Linked DNA regions of Homo sapiens: region 2 is linked to region 1. Evidence: read pairs that join two places in POLR2A ChIA-PET (ENCODE). Cell type or tissue: OCI-LY7. All regions are shown on one strand. Each heading gives the region's core, and the rest is flanking DNA. Links, peaks and the distances in the headings are about the cores only. Region 1 overlaps LOC124903714 (a long non-coding RNA gene). Region 2 overlaps IST1 (IST1 factor associated with ESCRT-III).

Region 1 (12,132 bases), core at 2,457-10,456:
TTTTCCTTTTTTTTTCTTGAGTTGGAGTTTCGCCCTGTCACCCAGGCTGGAGTGCAGTGGTGCCATCTCGGTTCACTGCAAGCTCCACCTCCCGGGTTCACACTATTCTCCTGCCTCAGCCTCCCGAGTAGCTAGGACTACAGGCACCTACCACCACGCCTGGCTAATTTTTGTATTTTTAGTAGAGACAGGGTTTCACTGTGTTAACCAGGATGATCTCGATCTCCTGACCTCGTGATCCACCCGCCTTAGCCTCCCAAAGTGCTGGGATTACATGCGTGAGCCACCGCGCCCGGACTCTTCTTAACTTTTCTGGGGGAGAAAGCAGAGGAAGAATTTAAGCAAATGTGAGAAATTATATAATTGCAACTGTAAATACTTCATTACATATCTCTAACACATATCCTTTGTTTAACATAAAACAATGTCATTATTCTCATTATAATGAAAATAAGTCCTGGCCAGGCACGGTGGCTCACACCTGTAATCCCAGCACTTTGGGAGGCTGAGGCGGGTGGATCATGAAGTCAGGAGTTCAAGACCAACCTGTCCAACATGGTGGAACCCTGTTTCTACTAAAAATACAGAAATTAGCTGGGCGTGGTGGTGCGCGCCTGTAATCCCAGCTACTCAGGAGGCTGAGGCAGGAGAATTGCTTGAACCCGGAAGGCGGAGGTAGCAGTGAGCCGAGATCACACCATTGCATCCCAGCCTGGGTGACAAGAGTGAGACTCCATCTCAAAATAAATAAATAAATAAAATAAAATATAAATAAAAGAAGTCCTTAATATCATATAATATTCATCTATATATTAAATTTATCCAACTGTCAAAAATGAATTTTGCAGTTATTTTGTGAAATCAAGATCCAAAAAGATCCACATATTGTATTTGGTTGATATGTATCTGAAGTCTTTTAATCTTCAACACTTCCTTTTTTTCCCATTACTCCTTTTCCCCTCTCTGTTTATTTATTGGAGAAGGTGCCTTCTGATTTTTTTTTTTTTTTTTTTTTGAGATGGAGTTTTGCTCTTGTTGCCCAGGCTGGAGTGCAATGGCGCAATCTCGGCTCACTGCAACCTCTGCCTCCTGGGTTCAAGCGATTCTCCTGCCTCAGCGTCTCGAGTAGCTGGGATTACAGGCATGTGCCACCATGCCCGGCTAATTTTGTATTTTTAGTAGAGACGGGGTTTCTCCATGTTGGTCAGACTGGTCTTGAACTCCCGACCTCAGGTGATCCGCCTGCCTCAGCCTCCCAAAGTGCTAGGATTACAGGTGTGAGCCACTGCGCCCGGCCGCCTCCTCTGATTTTATTAAACAAACATCTTTCACAAATAGCATCTCCAGGTTCAAAGACAAAACATTTCCTGGGTTCTTATATGAGGCCATACATGACAGAAGCAGCAAGACCTATGGTCACTCTAAGGCTAATTGTTAGAAAGCACTAAAAAAAAAACTTCACCCCAAACAGGCCAGGCGCGGTGGCTCACGCCTGTAATCCCAGCACTTTGGGAGGCTGAGGCGGGCGGATCTCGAGGACAGGAGATTGAGACCATCCTGGCTAACACAGTGAAACCCCGTCTCTACTAAAAATACAAAAACAAAATTAGCCGGGCATGGTGGCGGGTGCCTGTAGTCCCAGCTACTCGGGAGGCTGAGGCAGGAGAATGGCATGAACCTGGGAGGCGGAGCTTGCAGTGAGCCAAGGTGGCAGCACTGCACTCCAGCCTGGGGACAGAGGCAGACTCCATCTCAAAAAAAAAACAAAAAACAAAAAAACTTCACCCCAAACAGGAAGGAAGCTCGACTGTGATAATGGGTAACTAAATTTCTATTCATTTTAAGAGATATTTATTGAAGGCCTACTATGTGCGAAATATGCATTTGTAACACAAACCAATTACTTCCCAGTGATCTTTTTTCTTTTCTTTTCTTTTTTTTTTTTTGAGGCAGGGTCTTGCTCTGTTGCCCAGGCTGGAGTGCAGTGGCACAGTCTTGGCTTACTGCAACCTCTGCCTCCCGAGTAGCTGGGATTACAGGTGCGCGACACCATGCCCAGTTAATTTTTGTATTTTTAGTGGAGACGGGGTTTCACCATGTTGGCCAGGCTGGTCTGGAACTCCTGACTTCAGATATCTGCCCTCCTCTACTTCCCACCAGTGATCTTTTTTCTTTCAGAATGATGACTGGAAGAATGATTTCCTTCCTTCATTGGTTCCTGGTAATTATAGAGAATGCTGGTAGAAGTTGGAGTTGTTTAGTATTCACTGAAGATATATATATATATATATATATATATATATATATATATATATATTTTTTTTTTTTTTTTTTTTTTTTTTTTTTTGAGATGGAGTCTTGCTCTGTTGCCCAGGCTGGAGTGCAGTGGCGTGATCTCAGCTCACTGCAACATCCACCTCCCAGGTTCAAGCGATTCTCCTACCTCAGCCTCCCAAGTAGCTGGGATTACAGTTGTGTGCCACAACCCCCGGGTATTTTTTGTATTTTTAGTAGAAACGTGGTTTCGCCATGTTGGCCAGGCTGGTCTGAACTCTTGGCTTCAAGTGACCCTCCCACATTGGCTTCTCAAATTGCTGGGATTACAGGTGTGAGCCACCACACCTGGCCTCATTGAAGATATTTGAGTTGTTATAAGACTATTTATTTTGTCCAAGTACTGTTTCTCACGCCTATAATCCCAGCACTTTGGGAGGTCAAGGAGAGATAATTGCTTGAGTCCAGGAGTTCATGACCAGCCTGGGCAACATGGTGAGACCCCATCTCTATAAAAGAATTAAAAAACAAAAATAGCTGGGCATGGTGGTGCACGCCTGTATTCCTAGCTACTTCGGAGGCTAACGTGGGAGGATGGCTTGATCCCAGGAGGTTGAAGCTGCAGTGAGCCATGATTATGACATTGCATTCCCGTCTGGGCAATGAAGTGAAACTCCCTTTCAAGAAAAAAAGAAAAGAAAAAATAAATAATATATATAAATTTCTTTAGCACTTAGTATGTGCGCAACAAATATTAGTTTCCATTATTTCTTATCTTCTAGTGGACTAAATGTTAGTGATTCTGTGAGACTGGAGAGGCTAGAAAAGAAGGCCAAAATATTATTATTTTTTGGTTTCTTGCGTAACTAGCTTTTGTTTGTTTTTATTTTTTATTTTTTGAGACAGGGTCTTACTCTGTCGCCCAGGCTGGAGTACAGTGGCTTGATCACTGCTCACTGCAGTCTTTACCTCCCCCAGCTCAGGTGATCCTCCCATCTCAGCCTCCTGAGTAGCTGGGACTACAGGCAGGCATCAACACACCTGGTTAATTTCCTCCCTCCCTCCCTTCCTTCCTTCTTTCCTTCCTTCCTCTCTCTCTCTCTCTCTCTCTCTCTCTCTCTCTCTCTCTGTCTTTCTTTCTTCCTTTCGAGATGGAATCTCGCTCTGTCGCCCAGGCTGGAGTGCAGTGGCACTATCTCGGCTCACTGCAACTTCTGACTCCCAGATTCAGGAGATTCTCCTGCCTCAGCCTCCCAAGTAGCTGGGACTACAGGTGCATGCCAACACGCCTGGCTAATTTTTTGTATTTTTAGTAGAGACGGGGTTTCACCGTGTTAGCCAGGATGGTCTCAATCTTCTGACCTCGTGATCTGCCCTCCTCAGCCTCCCAAAGTGATGGATTACAGGCGTGAGCCACTGCATCTGGACTTTTTTTTTTTTTTTTTTGAGACGGAGTTTCACTCTTGTTGCCCAGGCTGGAGTGTAATGGCACGATCTCTGCTCACTGCAGCCTCTGCCTCCCGAGTTCAACCGATTCTCCTGCCTCAGCCTCCCGAGTAACTGGGATTACAGGCATGCACCACCACGCCTGGCTAATTTTTGTATTTTTAGTAGAGACAGGGTTTCACCATGTTGGCCAGGCTGGTCTCGAACTCCTGACCTCAGGTGATCTGCCCACCTCAGCCTCCCAAAGTGCTGGGATTACAGGCATAAGCCACCACGCCTGGCTTCTTTAGTATTTTTTGTAGAGACAGGGTTTCGCCATGTTGCCCAGGCTGGTCTTGAACTCCTGGACTCAAGCAATCCTCCCACCTCAGCCTCCCGAAGTGTTAGGATTATTGGCATGAGCCACCACACCTGGCCCATTTTTCCTTTTTCTTTTTCTTTTTTTTTTTGAGACGGAGTCTCCCTCTGTACCCCAGGCTGGAGTGCAATGGTGCGCGATCTCCGCTCACTGCAAGTTCCGCCTCCCGGGTTCACACCATTCTCCTGCCTCAGCCTCCCGAGTAGCTGGGACTACAGGCACCCGCCACCACGCCCGGCTAATTTTTTTTTTGCATTTTTAGTGGAGACGGGGTTTCACCGTGTTAGCCAGGATGGTGTTGATCTCCTGACCTTGTGATCCACCCGCCTTGGCCTCCCAAAGTGCTGGGATTAGGGGTATGAGCCACCGCGCCCGGCCCCATTTTTCTTTTCAATATACTTTATTTTTAAGTTTCGTTTTAGGCTCATACCCAAAAGCCAAATTAATTTTTAGATGTAATTATTGGTTATGCAAAATTTTTGGTTCAGAATTCTCTTTTACATATCCGGGGGAGTTTACATTCCTCCTTTTGCATATGAGAAGGTGATACCTATAAACCAATGACTCTTTAAAAACCCGGTTTGGGGCCGGGCGCGGTGGCTCACGCCTGTAATCCCAGCATTTTGGGAGGCCATGGCGGGCGGATCAGGAGGACAGGAGTTGGAGACCAGCCTGACCAACATGGTGAAACCCTGTCTCTACTAAAAATACAAAAAAATTAGCCAGGCGTGGTGGCACGCGCCTGTAATCCCAGCTACTCAGGAGGCTGAGACAGGAGAATAGCTTGAACCCGGGAGGCAGAGGTTGCAGTGAGCCGAGATTGCAACACTGCACTCCAGCCTGTGTGCCAGAGCGAGACTCCATCTCAAAAAAAAAAAAAAAAAAAAAAAAAAATCAGTTTCATTTTGAATGCTTCATTCTAAGATTTTCCACTCCTCATAAAAGACAAGTTTATTTAAAGAATATGGAGTTAGAGAGAAGATCTTTAGGTCCAGGGCCAGCGACCCGCTTGCATAGCAAACTGCTTGCCTCTCCTTAGAAGTAAGACACCTCACTCTTGGCACATACTTGGGTCCTAGACCATCAGCTGGCATGTGTGGACGGCTTGGCGAAGGAGTTTGTTGTTCCCTGAGTTGGCCTCCAGGGACTGGCTGCCCCAGTTACTGCAGATGTCTTAACACTTCTTGGACGTCCCAGGCTAATTTTAAAGCAACTCATAGAACTGATTTTGGAAGAACAAGTATGAGACTTTGCAATGAAAGGAAAACAAAACAATTTACTATAGATTTTTCTAGACAAATGACGGTGCCCACATTTATACATATTTTCGAGATGAGGTTTCACTATGCTGTCCTAGCTGGTCTCAAACTCCTGGGCTCAAGGGTTTTTCCTGCCTCATCCTCCTGAGTAGCTGGTACTACATGTATGAGCCACTGCTCCTGGCTTAATGGTGTCCATATTAAGGAAATAAAATTACTTGAGTAGAAAACAATGGGTCAGAAATCCTGCTTTGTTTCTAGATGGTGCATTCTCTTCTAGTGACCTTAATTTTGTCATTCCTAACAGGAGAATGGCACCATTTCCTCAATTTGGAATTTAAGTTGATTGCAGTCTCATACCTGGTAAAGTTTTTCCCTCCAAAAGTGCCAAAATAATACAGAATAATTTACAAGTCAAGAAAAACTACTCTAAGAAAAAGAAAATATTGTAACATAAAGCATCTCAGGTGGCACTTTGGGCTGCCTCTTTTTTTTTTTTTTTTTTTTTTTGAGATGGAGTCTCACTCTATTGCCCAGGCTGGAGTGCAGTGGTACAGTCTCGGCTCACTGCAACCTCCACCTCCCGGTTTCAGGTGATTATCCTGGCTCAGCCTCCCAAGTAGCTGGGATTACCGGTGCCTGCAACCACGCCTGGCTAATTTTTGTATTTTTAGAAGAGACAGGGTTTCGCCATGTGGGCCAGGCTGGTCTTGAACTCCTGACCTCAGGTGATCCACCTGCCTTGGCTTCCCAAAGTGCTGGATTACAGACACGAGCCACCGCGCCCGGCCTAGGGCTGCCTCTTTAAAAAAAAAAAATTCTGAAACAAAGAAGAAGGTTGGCAGAAGCTAATGTCCTCCGGGCTTTGGTCTTTACTCTTCTACATATAGCAGAATTCCTAATGCTCTTGGTAAGAGGTCAAAGAGTGTATGGAGTTGGCTGTTGGAATTTTAATTTTTACATCCTTTCTGGCTTTTGTCATAAGTTAAAGATGAATTCCTAAACTCTTGTCTCAGGCCAGCATACATCGTGATTAGGGACTGTGCTTTAAAAGAATTGTGAAAATGCTTTTTGTGAAAACATTACAGAAACAGCAGACAGACTAATTTCTCTCTGTCTTTCAGTCTTATTTATAGATTCGTGTGACTCAAAGGATAACAAAACAGGCCAGTGGAGCCGCCTCTTTGACTCACGTCATTGTATTTCTTACACGGCTGTGCCCCTCTTCACTCTCCTTTCTCGGCTGAGATCTCTGGCACGTGGAGAGGCAGGAAGGGTTCTTTGTGAAAGATGCTAACTGCATTTCTTCAGAGAGAGCTTTCCCCATCTGCTCTAAAGGTCACATGGGCTTCAGCTGCTGATACTGACCGAATCATTTAAGAAACTCACTGTGCCGGATGAGGTGGCTCAAGTCTGTAATCCTAGCACTTTGGGAGGCTGAGGTGGGAGGATCACGAGGTCAGGAGTTCGAGACCAGCCTGGCCAACATGATGAAACCCCATCTCTACTAAAAATACAAAAATTAGCTGGGTGCAGTGGCATACCCCTGTAGTCCTAGCTACTCAGGAGGCTGAGGCAGGAGAATCACTTGAATCCAGGAGGTGGAGGTTGCAGTCAGCCGAGATTGTGTCACTGCACTCCAGCCTGGGCAACATAGCGAGACCCTTTTTTTTTTGTCTCCAAAAAAAAAAAAAAAAAAAAAGAAAGAAAGAAACTCACTGCATCCTAAGCCCAAACAAGACAGTTCCCCTCTAGTACCCCAGATTCCACCAGATACTATGTATTCCAAAAGCCATCTTTCACTGCTCTAGCTCCCAGCAACCTCTCCTTCTTCTGCTCCTTCTGAACTAGAACTTCAGCGACCTCTCCGTTTTCTTCTCTTTCTGAACTAGGACTTATCTGCTGAATGATATCACTGGCTTATTTTATATTTTTGGATTTTTAAAAAATCTCGTTTTCCTCAATGAGATTGTAATTATCTGAAGGATAGGGGCAGTCTCTTTTGTTATGTCTATTACAGATTCTGGTGCACCCAGGACAGTGTGGCATAGGGGAAATAATCAGGTAGCCTGTTTGAATGATTACTATATGGGCTAGAAGACAAATCCAGAGATGGAAGGACTACATTTGAGTCTGGCCTCTACTGTATGAAAGTGTGACCGATCATTTAATCTCTCTGAGCCTCTCCTCCCCTCCCCTCCTCCTTTTGTTTCTCTCTCTCTCTCACTCTTTCTTTTTTTAATATATTTTTTGAGACAGAGTCCTATTCTGCCACTCAGACTGGAGTGCAGTGGTGCAATCATTGCTCACTGCAGCCTTACCTTTCTGGTGTCAAAAAATCCTGCCTTAGCCTTCTGAGTAGCTGGGACTACAGGCACATGCCATGATGTCCAACTAATTAATTTTTTTTTTTTTGAGACAGCATCTCACTTTGTCACCTAGGATGGAATGCAGTGGCGCGATCTTGGCTCACTGCAACCTCTGTCTCATGGGTTCAAGCAATTCTCCTGCCTCAGCCTCCTGAGTAGCTGGGATTACTGGTGCGTGCCACCATGCCCGGCTAATTTTTGTGTTTTTAGTAGAGACAAGGTTTCACCATGTTGGCCAGGCTGGTCTCGAACTCCTGACCTCAAGTGATCCACCCACCTTGGCCTCCCAAAGTGCTGGGATTACAGGCATGAGCCACTGCGCCCAGCCTGAAAATACTTTTGTAAATGTAAGACACACTGTACTACTGTTACTTATAAAGGGCAGTCAGTAAATGCTTTAGTTGAATGATGAGGCGGCACAAAAATTTCAGTATTTACATTCTTATGATGCTTCAGGCTTTTCAAAGTGCTTTCATGTAGCTGATCCCTTTTGCATAACAAGCCACTCTAAATCCATTTTGGAACAGGCAAGACAAATAAATATTGGAAAGCTGAGTAAACAGGCTCAGAGATGTTTAACACCTTGCTCTGGGCAAAAAATGAATTAAACCTAGCCAAGACTGGCATCTAAGTGGTCTGTCTGCTAGCCAATGTTTCTTCAGTTTTATTTTTTGTTGTTGTTCTTTGTTAAATTGTTGTTATTATTATTATTTACTTATTTATTTTCGAGATGGAGTCTTGCTCTATCGCCCAGGCTGGAGTGCAGTGGCGCGATCTTGGCTAACTGCGACTTCTGTGATTTTCAAGTGATTTTCCTGCCTCAGCCTCCCGAGTAGCTGGGATTACAGGTGTACGCCACCATGCCTGGCTAATTTTTGTATTTTTAGTAGAGATGGGGTTTTGCCATGTTGGGAAGGCTGGTTTTGAACTCCTGACCTCAGGTGATCTGCCTGCCTCAGCCTCCCAAAGTAATCATGTTGGGATTACAGGTGTGAGCCACCGTGCCCGGCCTATTCATTGTTAAATTGAAGCAGTCCTCGGTAGTAAACAAAACCATAAAAATAATAATCTTTGGCCAAGCACAGTGGCTCATGCCTGTAATTCCAGCACTTGGGGAGGGTGAGGTGGGAGGATCACTTGAGCCCAAGAATTCCAGACCAGCTTGGCTAACATAGCAAAACCCCGTCTCTACAAAAAAAAAAAAAAAATTAGCTGGGTATGGTGGTATGCACCTGTAGTCCCGGCTGAGGTGGGAGGATCACTTGAGCTCGGGAAGTCGAGGCTGCAGTGAGCTGTGATTGTGCCACTGCACCCCAGCCTGGGCAACAGAGCAACACCTTGTCTCAAAAAAAAAAAAACCAAAATTTTTTTCCTAGTTATTATCTCTTACTAAGTTTGTTTAACACTTTCAGGATATTGTTGTTTTAAAAACAAAAATTGGCCAGGCACGGTAATACCAGCACTTTAGGAGGTGAAGGTGGGCAGATCACCTGAGGTCAGGAGTTCCAGACCAGCCTGGCCAACATGGTGAAACCCCATCTCTACTAAAAATACACAAATTAGCTGAGTGTGGTGGCAGGCACCTGTAATCCCAGCTACTCGAGAGGCTGAGGCATGACAATCTCTTGAACCTGGCAGGCAGAGGTTGCAGTGAGCTGAGATCACGCCACTGTACTCCAGCCTGGGCAACAGAGCAAGACTCTGTCTCAAAATAATAAATAAATAAAATAAAAACAAAAATCCATAAAACTGCATTTTCTTATAAGAATTTTCTTTTTAACTAAAAGAATGGTGTGCTCGTTGCAAAAACAAAATATAATATAATATAATAAAGTAAAAATTATCTGTAATCCCATCATCCAAAAAAGCCATTTTTTTGTTGTTGTTTGTTTTGTTTAAGACGGAGTCTCGCTCTGTCCCCCAGGCTGGAGTGCAGTGGTGCAATCTCTGCTCACTGCAAGCTCCGCCTCCTGGGTTCACACCATTCTCGTGCCTCAGCCTCCCGAGTAGCTGGGACTACAGGCGCCCACCACCACACCCGGCTAATTTTTTGTATTTTTAGTAGAGACGGGGTTGCACCATGTTAGCCAGGATGGTCTTGATCTCCTGACCTCATGATCTGCCTGCCTTGGCCTCCCAAAGTGCTGGGATTACAGGTGTGAGCCACTGCGCCCGGCCCAAAAAAGCCATTTTTAAATTTTAGTTTTGTCCTTCAATTTTTTTCTATGCATGTAAGTTATCAGTAGTAAACAAACCCATAAAAATAATAATCTTTGGCCAATGGCAGTGCCTCACGCCTGTAATTCCAGCACTTTGGGAGGGCAAAGTGGGAGGATCGCATGAGCCCATGAGTTCCAGACCAGCTTGGGTAACATGGCAAAACCGTGTCTCTACAAAAAATTTTTAAAAAAATTAGGCGGGCATGGTGGTATGCACCTGTAGTCCCAGCTACTCAGGAGCCTGAGGTGGCTCAATATACACTTTGCAAGCTCATTTTATAACATTGTTTTATAATATTTCCTTTTAAAGTCTGCCATACTATAATAATAAGGTTTTCATTTTATTGGTAGCATAGTATTACCTTTTATAGATGTGCTGTAATTTATTTATCTGGAATTAGGGATTATGTTTGAGAAGATGGGGAGTAAGCCTTTCTAAACTTAAATCACTAGCCATGGAAACCAAAGATTCCAAGATAATGTGACTATGCTACATATTGGGGCAATTGCTTTTATTTATTTATTTTATTCATTTATTTAAAAGATGAGGAGGCCGGGCATGGTGGCTCATGCCTGTAATCTCAGCCCTTTGGGAGGCCGAGGCAGGTGGATCACCTGAAGCCAGGAGTTCGAGACCAGCCTGGCCAACATGGAGAAACCCTGTCTCTACTAAAATATACAAAATTAGCTGGGCGTGGTGGCGCATGCCTGTAATCCCAGCTACTCAGGAGGCTGAGGCAGGAGAATTGCTTGAACCCGGGAGGTGGAGGCTGCAGTGAGCCGAGATTGTGCCATTGCACTCCAGCCTGGGCAACAAGAGTGAAACTCCGTGAAAGAAAGAAAGAAAGAAAGAGGGGCGGGGAGGGGGGAGGAAGGGAGGAAGGAAGGAAGGAAGAAAGATAGGGTCTCACTATGTTACCTGGGCTGTTCTCAAACTCCTTGGATCAAGTGATCCTCCCACCTTGGCCCCCCGAAGTGCTAGGATTACAGGTGTGAGCCACTGTGCCCAGCTGGGGCAACTGCTTTTAATTTTAGTTGCATGGAAGAAGGGTTTGGTAATTATAAATAAAGATAAATGGCCTGGGCGCGGTGGCTCACGTCTGTAATCCCAGCACTTTGGGAGGCTGAGGCGGGCAGATCATAAGGTCAAGAGATCAAGACCAGCCTGGCCAACATGATGAAACCCCGTCTGTACTAAAAATACAAAAATTAGCCGGATGTAGTGGCACGTGCCTGTAGTCCCAGCTACTCGGGAGGCTGAGGCAGGAGAACCACTTGAACTCGGGAGGTGGAGGTTGCAGCAAGCTGAGATCATGCCACTGCACTCCGGCCTGGCGACAGAGACTCTGTCTCAAAAACAAAAACAAAATAAAGAGAAATGTAAGTTAAAAAGTACTGAGAAAGGGTTTAGTTTTTAATGTTTAAAACTCTTTAACGCTCTGCACTCGATATGGTAGGAAAAAAGATCTTTCCGGGGCCGGGAGCGGTGGCTCACGCCTGTAATCCCAGTACTTTGGGAGGCCAAGGCGGGCGGATCACGAGGTCAGGAGATCAAGACCATCCTGGCTAACATGTGAAACCTCGTCTCTACTAAAAACACAAAAAACTAGCCAGGTGTGGTGGCGGGCGCCTGTAGTCCCAGCTGCTCTGGAGGCTGAGGCAGCAGAATGGCGTGAACTCAGGAGGCGGAGTTTGCAGTGAGTTGAGATCGTGCCACTGCACTCCAGCCTGGGGACAGAGTGAGACTCCGTCTCAAAAAAAAAAAAAGCTCTCTCCTCCTTAGGTAGCTGGCTTAATTTTTCTTTTGTGGTTCACAATGATACACATTTAAATTTGACCTCTAAGCATTTTTTTGTGGTGTTCCAAACGGAATACTTTAGCTAACTCTGCTTTGCAACCTGCAAACTTCTTACTTATGTGGAAACCCCAAACTAAGTTTGGCCTGTGTTCCCTGCATAGCTATACCTCAGAGGAAATTGTGTTTTGGCTTCATTCCACTATTTACTAGCCTTGTAGTCCATGGTTGCACTGTACAGTAGCAGCATGGCAGAGGATCTGAATTCTGTAAACATTCTGTTCTCTAAACCACTTGTTGGGGGTTGACTCCATCCACCCTGAGAGTGTAGGTATGTGTGTAGGTAGGTAGGTAGGTAGGTGGGTGGGTAGGTAGGGGTGGTGGAAGATTGTGGTACCCTATGCTAATTTAT
Region 2 (8,000 bases), core at 1-8,000, 100 kb before region 1:
CTCTTATAGAGTCTTACATTAATCAAATTGTACAAAGTAAAGTTTCCTCTTCAAAATTTCCCTTGTTAAAGAATAAATCATAAGTGTTAGAAATAAGCTTCTTTTAAAAGACTAACTTCCTTCAAGCCTCCTTGCTTTGTGCTAATAACTCTTTGTTAAGCCGTATCCTATGTAGCTGTTAAATATAAGAAATACATTCTATGTCCTTGTACTTTAACCAAGATATCTGTGCTAGATGTGCTCACAGGCAAGTCCCAGCTCGCAGCCTATGCCCCTTCCTTATTTGGGAATGTTAGTACTTTTCTAAGTCTTCTCATAAGCAAGTTCCTCTTTTCCTTTGTTCTCCCTTGCATATATCTATTTTAAAAACTTTTAAAACCTTTAGCCAAACGGGTGTAGCCCAGACTGTGAGGTCCAGTTCCAGCCAATGGAATCAGGACACAGCAGTAGGGTCCAGATGTGTAGGATATAAATATTTTTACCCCCTTTGTTCAGTGTGCGCTCGCCATTGTTCCATCTGCAAGGAGCACCCTTTCTGCAGAAGGTAAAAATTGCCTTGCTGAAATAAATTTATATTTGAGTGCTATTTCTCTGTGGCACTGGGGAACAAGCATTTCTAACAAAATAATCACACAGATAAAGGTACAACTGCAACTACAGTAAGTGATACCAAGGGAAGGTGCACCATGCTATCACCAGCTTCTAACAGCAGAATCAAATCTGATCAGAAAAGTCAGGTAAGGCTTCCTGAGGGAAGTGATGCTTTGCTGAGATTTAAAGGATGACTAAGGCCAGGCATCGTGGCTCATGCCTGTAATCCCAACACTTTGTGAGGCTGAGGCAGGCTGATCACTTGAGTTCAGGTGTTCAAGACCAGCCTGGGCAACGCAGCAAAACCCTAGTCTCTATTTTTAAAAGATACAAAAATTAGCTGGGCATGGTGGCACGCACCTCTTGTCTCAGCTACTCAGGGGGCTGAGGTGGGAGGATGATCAGTTGAGCCCAGGAAGCCGAGGCTGCAGTGAGGCAAGATCGTGCCACTGCACTCCAGCCTGGGTGACAGATCAAGACCGTCTCAAATAATAAATTAAAGGATGACTAGGAGTTAACTAAATAGGGAAGGAAGCACATTCCAGGAAAAGAAAACAGCAGTGCAAAGGCCTCTGGCAGAAACAAACATGGTCAGTTCTCAAGCCTGCAATCAGCCAGTGAGCCTCTAGTGCAGAGGCCAAGGAGTGTGGTAAGAAATGAAAAAGGGAAGTGGGAGCCAGACAATGCAGGACCATGTAGGCTGTATCAGGGAGTTTTGTTTCTATCACAAGAGCAACAGAAAGCTACTAATGGGCTTTAAAGCAAGAGGTCGTGACAGGATCGGAGCTGTGTTTTGGACAAAACCCTCAGGTGGTTCTGATGGAATGGTGTGAATAGATTAAAAGAAGCCAAAGTAGGAATAGGAAGAATATTCAAGAAGCTACTCTCATTTCCAGACAGGAAACGACAGTAGCATTGGACCAGAGTGGTCCCAACATTCCAGAAGCCCAGTAGGAGAGTTCTCACTGTTCATTATGAAGACTTTCAGGGGTACCTGACACCTATGATATAAATGGCATTTGTCTTTTATGGTTTTTGTTTTGGCTGGTTTATACTACACAGAGATTTTTTTATTCACATTAATTTATCACTCTGTTTATGGCTTTTGAGTTTTGTAACATATTTAAGCCTTTTCCAAAATTAATTTTAAAGGAGTACAGAAGAGACCAAAAACGGCTCAACATGGTGGCTCACGCCTGTAATCCCAACACTTTGGGAGGCCGAGGCAGGCGGATCACGAGGTCAGGAGTTCGAGACCAGCCTGGTCAACATGATGAAATCCCGTCTCTACCAAAAATACAAAAAATTAGCTGGGCATGGTGGCGGGCACCTGTAATCCCAGCTACTAAGGACGATGAGGCAAAAGAATCGCTTCAACCCAGGAGGCAGAGGTTGCAGTGAGCCAAAATTGTACCACTGCACTCCAGCCCAGGCAACACTGCAAGACTCCATCTCAAAAAAAAAAAAAAAAAGCCTACATAAGAATCAGTTGCCTCTACTGTCCCTCTTCTCTGCCCACAAAACTCAATTACTATCCCTGGTACCCTATTGGACTATTGGAAGTTTATTCTCTGGGGGGAGTTAACTAAAGCGACTCGAGTCTACACACAGGAGACAACAGTGATACTTACAACAGAAGAATTAAGTGTAAGTCTTCTATGTATCAAATAGATTTTTGGCTTCCTTCTCCACTGGGCTCTCAGAAATGCTGGCAGCCAGCTTATACACTCGACAGAAGATAGGAGGATTCTGGAGAAAACGACCAACCCAAGGAAAGATGACTAGTTCCTCACAGTCTGGAATTCCTCCAAATAAGAGCTTAACCAGATCACTCAGCAATGAAGGCATCTGGCAGTAAAAACCCACCCATGCACACGAGAGGTTCCAATCTCCTTTTTAGTGCCTCACTCTTAAATGTAAACCGACAGCCAAGGACCACTAAATCTTTGGAAAGCCTCTACTATAAAACTAAGAAATAGGAAAAATGAACTTGAGAGAAACAAACATGACAGACGTTTAAAAATAAACCATAATTAATATCCTCAGAGACTTAGAAAAAATTGTAGCCATGAAACAAACCATAAAAAATATTCAGAGAATTAAAAAGAGCTCTTGAAAAAAACCTAGAAAAGAAGGAAATCTCAGTAGATGGGTTGAGAGATAAGAATGACACAGTCTCCTAGGAAATAAAACAGAAAGGCAAAGATGTAGAAAATAGAAAACAACACAACTGAATTTGTATCCTAGGAGTCAGTACCATATCCATGTTGTGATGTGCAATTTTCTGGTTAATGTCTGTCTCTTCTGCTAGACTCTAAGCTACAGGAGTATGGCTGGTGCCATATTTTGTTCACCACTGTTACCCCCAGCACTTACATAGCTCATACAATTTATTTAATAAATATTTGTGGAATTAATAAATAAAGCAAAAACATCTGTCACCTTAATGTTATTTTAACTTTACTGGTTTACAGTTGTATAAGAACTTTTCTATTTGCATAGAGTTAAATAACATTAAGACAAAACTGGAGATACACAAAACTTTGCTCCTTAAAAAAACTGCTCAAGTTTGCAAAACACTGTTCTATTCTACGATATAAGGCTGAAAGGGAGAAACAAATTTACAAAACCTATTTCAAAAGCAACATAAGAATGGTACAAAATATCTGGTCAAATCAGCAGAAGTAACTTATATTAACCAACCTTTCTAACAATATGAAAAGCTACAGACATCACTGAAACTACTTGTACTCACTATTTTCAACTCAGCCACTTCTGACTGGAGTCGAGGAGCAGCCCAGATCAATGTAGACACAGATTCAGCCAGACCAGAATCTAGTTCCCTAATCAAGGAAAAAAATTAATATAACATTCTTTAAAACAAACCAACAAAATCCTAGCTTTTGTTTCATATACTTTATAGCCTCCAAAGCCATTCTGTGAATCTCACTAGATTCTCACAATAACTCTAGGCTTCTAGCCATTTTCGTGATCTTATTTTACTTTTGGAGGAACTCAAAACTAGGCAACAAGCTCAAGGCCATGAACTCGGAAAATGGTCGAGCCAAGATTCAAATTTAGGCTTCTCAGTTTCAGATTCTGTATTTTCTTTTTAACAGGCCTTTCAGCAACTGTTAGGCAGCAGATCCTTGGGCATGTGAAATAGTCCCTTAATGCAGAAAGAGATCATATTACTCCTTTCTCAAATTCCAGAAATGATTTAGGTCTCTGAATCAAAATATCTTACTTCATAGACTGGATAAGGCCAAACCGAGCCAGCAGCAGGTCACAGTACAGCTCCAGGATCTCCATGGCCTCCACGAGGTAGTCTTCCCGGATAATGTGCTCCACACGGATCCGAGCTCGTTCATCTTTCCCAGCAGCCAGATAGTCAGCAATCTCCTTCCTTGCTTTCTGGGCCAGTTCCGCTAAGACACAAATCCCACTCCGATCTCACAGCAGTAGAGCACTTGCATCTGGCCTACAGGCCAATCTCCCCCCAACAGGAAGAACTGGGTGTTTCTACTATATCCTAGCTCCTCTCCTTTAGCAAATCTAATCCCATCCCCTCTACTGTAGAATTTGCTACTCTGTCTAGGTGAGAAAATATAGCTCATGTGGCTTGACATTTCCAACTCAAGAGTCAGGTGACCTAATGCCACAACAACAGAGTATGTCCCTTTCTCTGCAAAAAAGGTACTCAGTCTAAAAGTCACAAAGGGCAGAAATGGATCCAAAGCTTAAAAGATATGATCCCAGGGCGGGCATGGTAGCTCACGCCTGTAATCCCAGCACTTTGGGAGGCTGAGGCAGGCAGATGACTTTGAGGTCATGAGTGCAAGACCAGCCTGGCCAACGTGGTGAAATCCCGTCTCTACTAAAAACATGAAAATTAGCCAGGTGTGGTGGCACACACCTGTAATCCCAGCTACTTGGGAGGCTGAGGCACAAGAATCACTTGAACCCACGAGATGGAGGTTGCAGTGAGCCGAGATCACACCACTGCACTCCATCCTGGGCGACAGAGTGAGACCCTGTCTCAACAAAAACAACAAAAAAAAATATGATCCCTAAGACTTCATAGTACTGGCCTGAAAGACCCATTACTGGGGTGCTAGTATCCAGTGATTTATTTTTGGGGAAAAAAAGTACACTACTCACTTTTCTTTTTCTCCAATAGTTTAAGGCGATTTATGACTAATCTCAAATTCACTCTTAAGCGCTCAGCTTTAAATCCAGAGCCCAGCATGCTGTGCTGTTCCTCCTAGAAACAGAAGAAGCACAATGACTATTTTCAAGTCAACATTAGTTCAGGAACTAACACCTCTTAGGGGTGAATTATGTGAAACAAAAACAGAGTGTTTTTCTAATACAGGAAAATGACATGATCTAATTCACATTTTTTACAGATTGTTTTGGCTGTTGTAAAAAAAACTGATTGGGGAAGGATAATACTGGAAGCAGGAAGACCAATGGGAAGGCTATTATTATCATCCAGACAAGAGATGGTAATAGCTCAGACTAGGGTGGTTAGCAGTGTCAGCAACTGGATTTGAAATCTACTTTAAAGGCACAGCTGAAAGAATTTGGTGACAGATGAAATTAATACCTAGATATTGGCATGGGGGTGGTGTGATAAAAAGATAAAGAAGCAGAAGGGCTCCCTGCTTCTCCCAAAAAAATCTCAACAGGGATGGCAATGGGGGAAGATGATTAAATTTAGACCCATAATTGAAAATATTTTCATCTTAACTCCCCAAATCCTGCCAACAAGTCTCAGTTTTTGGGGAAAAGCTAGTACCCAAGAGTACAGAAATATCATTGACATCTACTCACATACAGGGTTACACAAAGGGGTGAAAAGTCCAAGGAAAACACTGCTCTACAAAATTCTACAACAGAAGGCTCTTTACCAGGAATTTCACTGAATAGCAGAGTTACAGTAAACAAAACCACCCGTCCTCTACCCGCAAGACTTTAGGGTATACCATTGTGCACTGACCACTGTGCATTCTATTTCAAAACAGCACAATTTCTATTTCTCTAAATTTAAATTCTGGACTCAAACTTAAAAACATGTAATATCCAAACAAAAGATAGGTCAAACAAAGTAACTGAAGAACAGACAAATCAAAAGAGCACCAAAGAAAGAAAGAGCAGTAGGAATAGTACTTGTCTACTAGTGAATTAACCACTAATAAAAAACATCAGATGTGTTTTCCTTTTGTAAAATTGCCCCCAAAAGCCTTTCTTTACCCTACATTTAAGAATTAACCTAAGTCCCAGGTTAAAATGGGGCATTTATGTCATCAAGTATCTGGAATCCAGTAATTAAATTATGTTCAATCCATGCAATAAGTATTTACTGATTACCTGTATGTGAGACATTGGCTTGATGGAGATAAAAAGCATAAATTAAGGTACACTCCTTGCTGGGTGCGGCGGCTCACATCTGTAATCCTAGCACTTTGGGAGGCCGAGGTGGGCAGATCATGAGGTCAGGAGATGGAGACCATCCTGGCCAACATGGTGAAACCCCATCTCTACTAAAAATACAAAAAAAATTAGCTGGGCGTGGTGACGCACACCTGTAGTCCCAGCTACTCGGGAGACTGAGACAGGAGAATCGCTTGAACCCGGGAGGTGGAGGTTGCAGTGAGCCAAGATCGTGCACTCCCGCCTGGAGGAACAAGACTCTGTCTCAAAAAAAAAAAAAAAAGGTACAACCCCTGTCCTCAAATGAACCTGTATTCTACTGGAAAAACAACAAACAACAAAAACCAGCCGGGCGCAGTGGCTCACGCCTGTAATCCCAGCACTTTGGGAGGCCTAGGTGGGTGGATCACCTGAGGTCGGGAGTTCGAGATCAGCCTGACCAACACGGAGAAACCCCATCTCTACTAAAAATACAAAATTAGCCAGGCGTGGTGGCGCATGCCTGTAATCCCAGCTACTCCGGAGGCTGAGGCAGGAGAATTGCTTTAACCCAGGAGGCGGAGTTTGCAGTGAGCTGAGATCACACCATTGCACTCCAGCCTGGGCAACAAGAGTGAAACTCCGTATCCAAAAATAAAAAGCTAAATAGTAGGGTGTGAGTGTGGTGGCTTATGTCTGTAATCCCAGTCCTTTGGGAGGCCAAGGTGGGAGGACTGCTTGAGCCCATGAGTTCAAGACGAGCCTAGGCAACATGGAGAAACCCCATCTTTACAAAAAATACAAAAATTAGCCGGGCGTGGTGGCATGCACCTGTGGTCCCAGCTACTCGGGAGGCTGAGCCGGGAGGATTGCTGGAGTCCCAGAAGCAGAGGCTGTGGTGAGCCAAGATCACACCACAGTATTCCAGGCTAGGTGAGAGAGCAAGACTCTGTCTCAAAAACAAACAAACAAAAACCAAGAGCTAATTGCATGTAAATGACTCCTGTAACTCAATAACAACAACCTGATTAAAAACTGGGCAAAATACTTGAAGATATTTCTCCAAAAATGATATACAAGTGGTCAATAAGCATATCAAAAGTGCCAATATCATTAATATCTAGAGAAAGGCAAAATGAAATCACAATGAGATACCACCTCACACCCATTAGGATGGCTACTATCAAAAAAAAAAAGAAAATTTCAAGTACTGATGAGGCTGTGGAGAAAATGGAACCCTTGTGCACTGTTGGTGGGATTGCAAAACGGTACAACCATTATGGAAAGACAGTATGGCGGTTCCTCAAAAATTAAAATTAAAAATGGAACTACCACATAATCTAGAAATCCCACTTCTGGTATATATCCAAAAGAACGGAAAGCAGAACTTTAAAGAGCTATTTGCATACCTATGTTCCCAGCAGCATTATTCACAATGGCCAAGAGGTGGAGGCAACCCAAATGGCCACTGAGGGATTCATGGATAAACAAAATGTGGTCTACACATACAACAGAGTACTAATCAGCCTTAGAAAGGAAAGGAAATCCTACCCATCACATGCTACAACATGGATGAAATTTGAGGACATCATGGTAAGTGAAATAAGCCAGTCACGAAAAACAAATACTGTAAGATTCTGCTTTTGTGAGGTATCTAAAATTCAGAGAAACAGAAAGTAGAATGGTGGTTACCAGGGTCCGGGAGTAGGGGGAAACAGGGAATTGTTTAATGAGTACAGAGTTTCAGTTTTGAAAGATGAAAGTTTATGGAGATCTGTTGCACAACGATGTGAGTACACACTACTGAACTCTACACTTAGAAACAGGCAAGTTGGTAAATTGTCATGTTGCCATGTGTTCTTCACCACAGTTAAATTTTTAATTCTCAAGAGCTAAAATAAAACTATTAACATAGGATAAACATAAAAGAATATTTTAGGCCGGGCGCGGTGGCTCACACCTGTAATCCCAGTACTTTGGGAGGCCGAGGTGGG

Evidence for each region. Peaks named below come from ENCODE experiments on the same cell type or tissue, not always from the same donor. Only the 100,000 strongest peaks of a DNase experiment are listed, where the experiment ranks them.
Region 2: POLR2A ChIA-PET joins it to region 1 with 16 read pairs; 14 of 35 experiments call an interaction of 5 or more read pairs at or near these places.

What each region holds. Positions count from the first base shown.
Region 1 is chr16:71,811,230-71,823,361 of GRCh38, reverse strand. It overlaps LOC124903714 (a long non-coding RNA gene), which reads right to left. Exons shown (of 2, transcript XR_007065110.1): 2 at 5,004-5,300. Among named protein-coding and RNA genes, the nearest start is that of AP1G1, 8.5 kb to the right of the region's middle. RefSeq lists an enhancer at 5,015-5,064. In OCI-LY7, for the core only: a CTCF peak has its summit at 5,258; DNase peaks (open chromatin) are centred at 5,191 and 6,611; H3K4me3 peaks cover 743 bases.
Region 2 is chr16:71,912,481-71,920,480 of GRCh38, reverse strand. IST1 (IST1 factor associated with ESCRT-III) reads right to left here. Exons shown (of 10, transcript NM_001270975.2): 2 at 4,753-4,855; 3 at 3,839-4,019; 4 at 3,347-3,434. The coding sequence starts at 4,840. Among named protein-coding and RNA genes, the nearest start is that of IST1, 21 kb to the right of the region's middle. RefSeq lists an enhancer at 969-1,148. In OCI-LY7, for the core only: no CTCF peak of the experiment used is centred there; no DNase peak of the experiment used is centred there.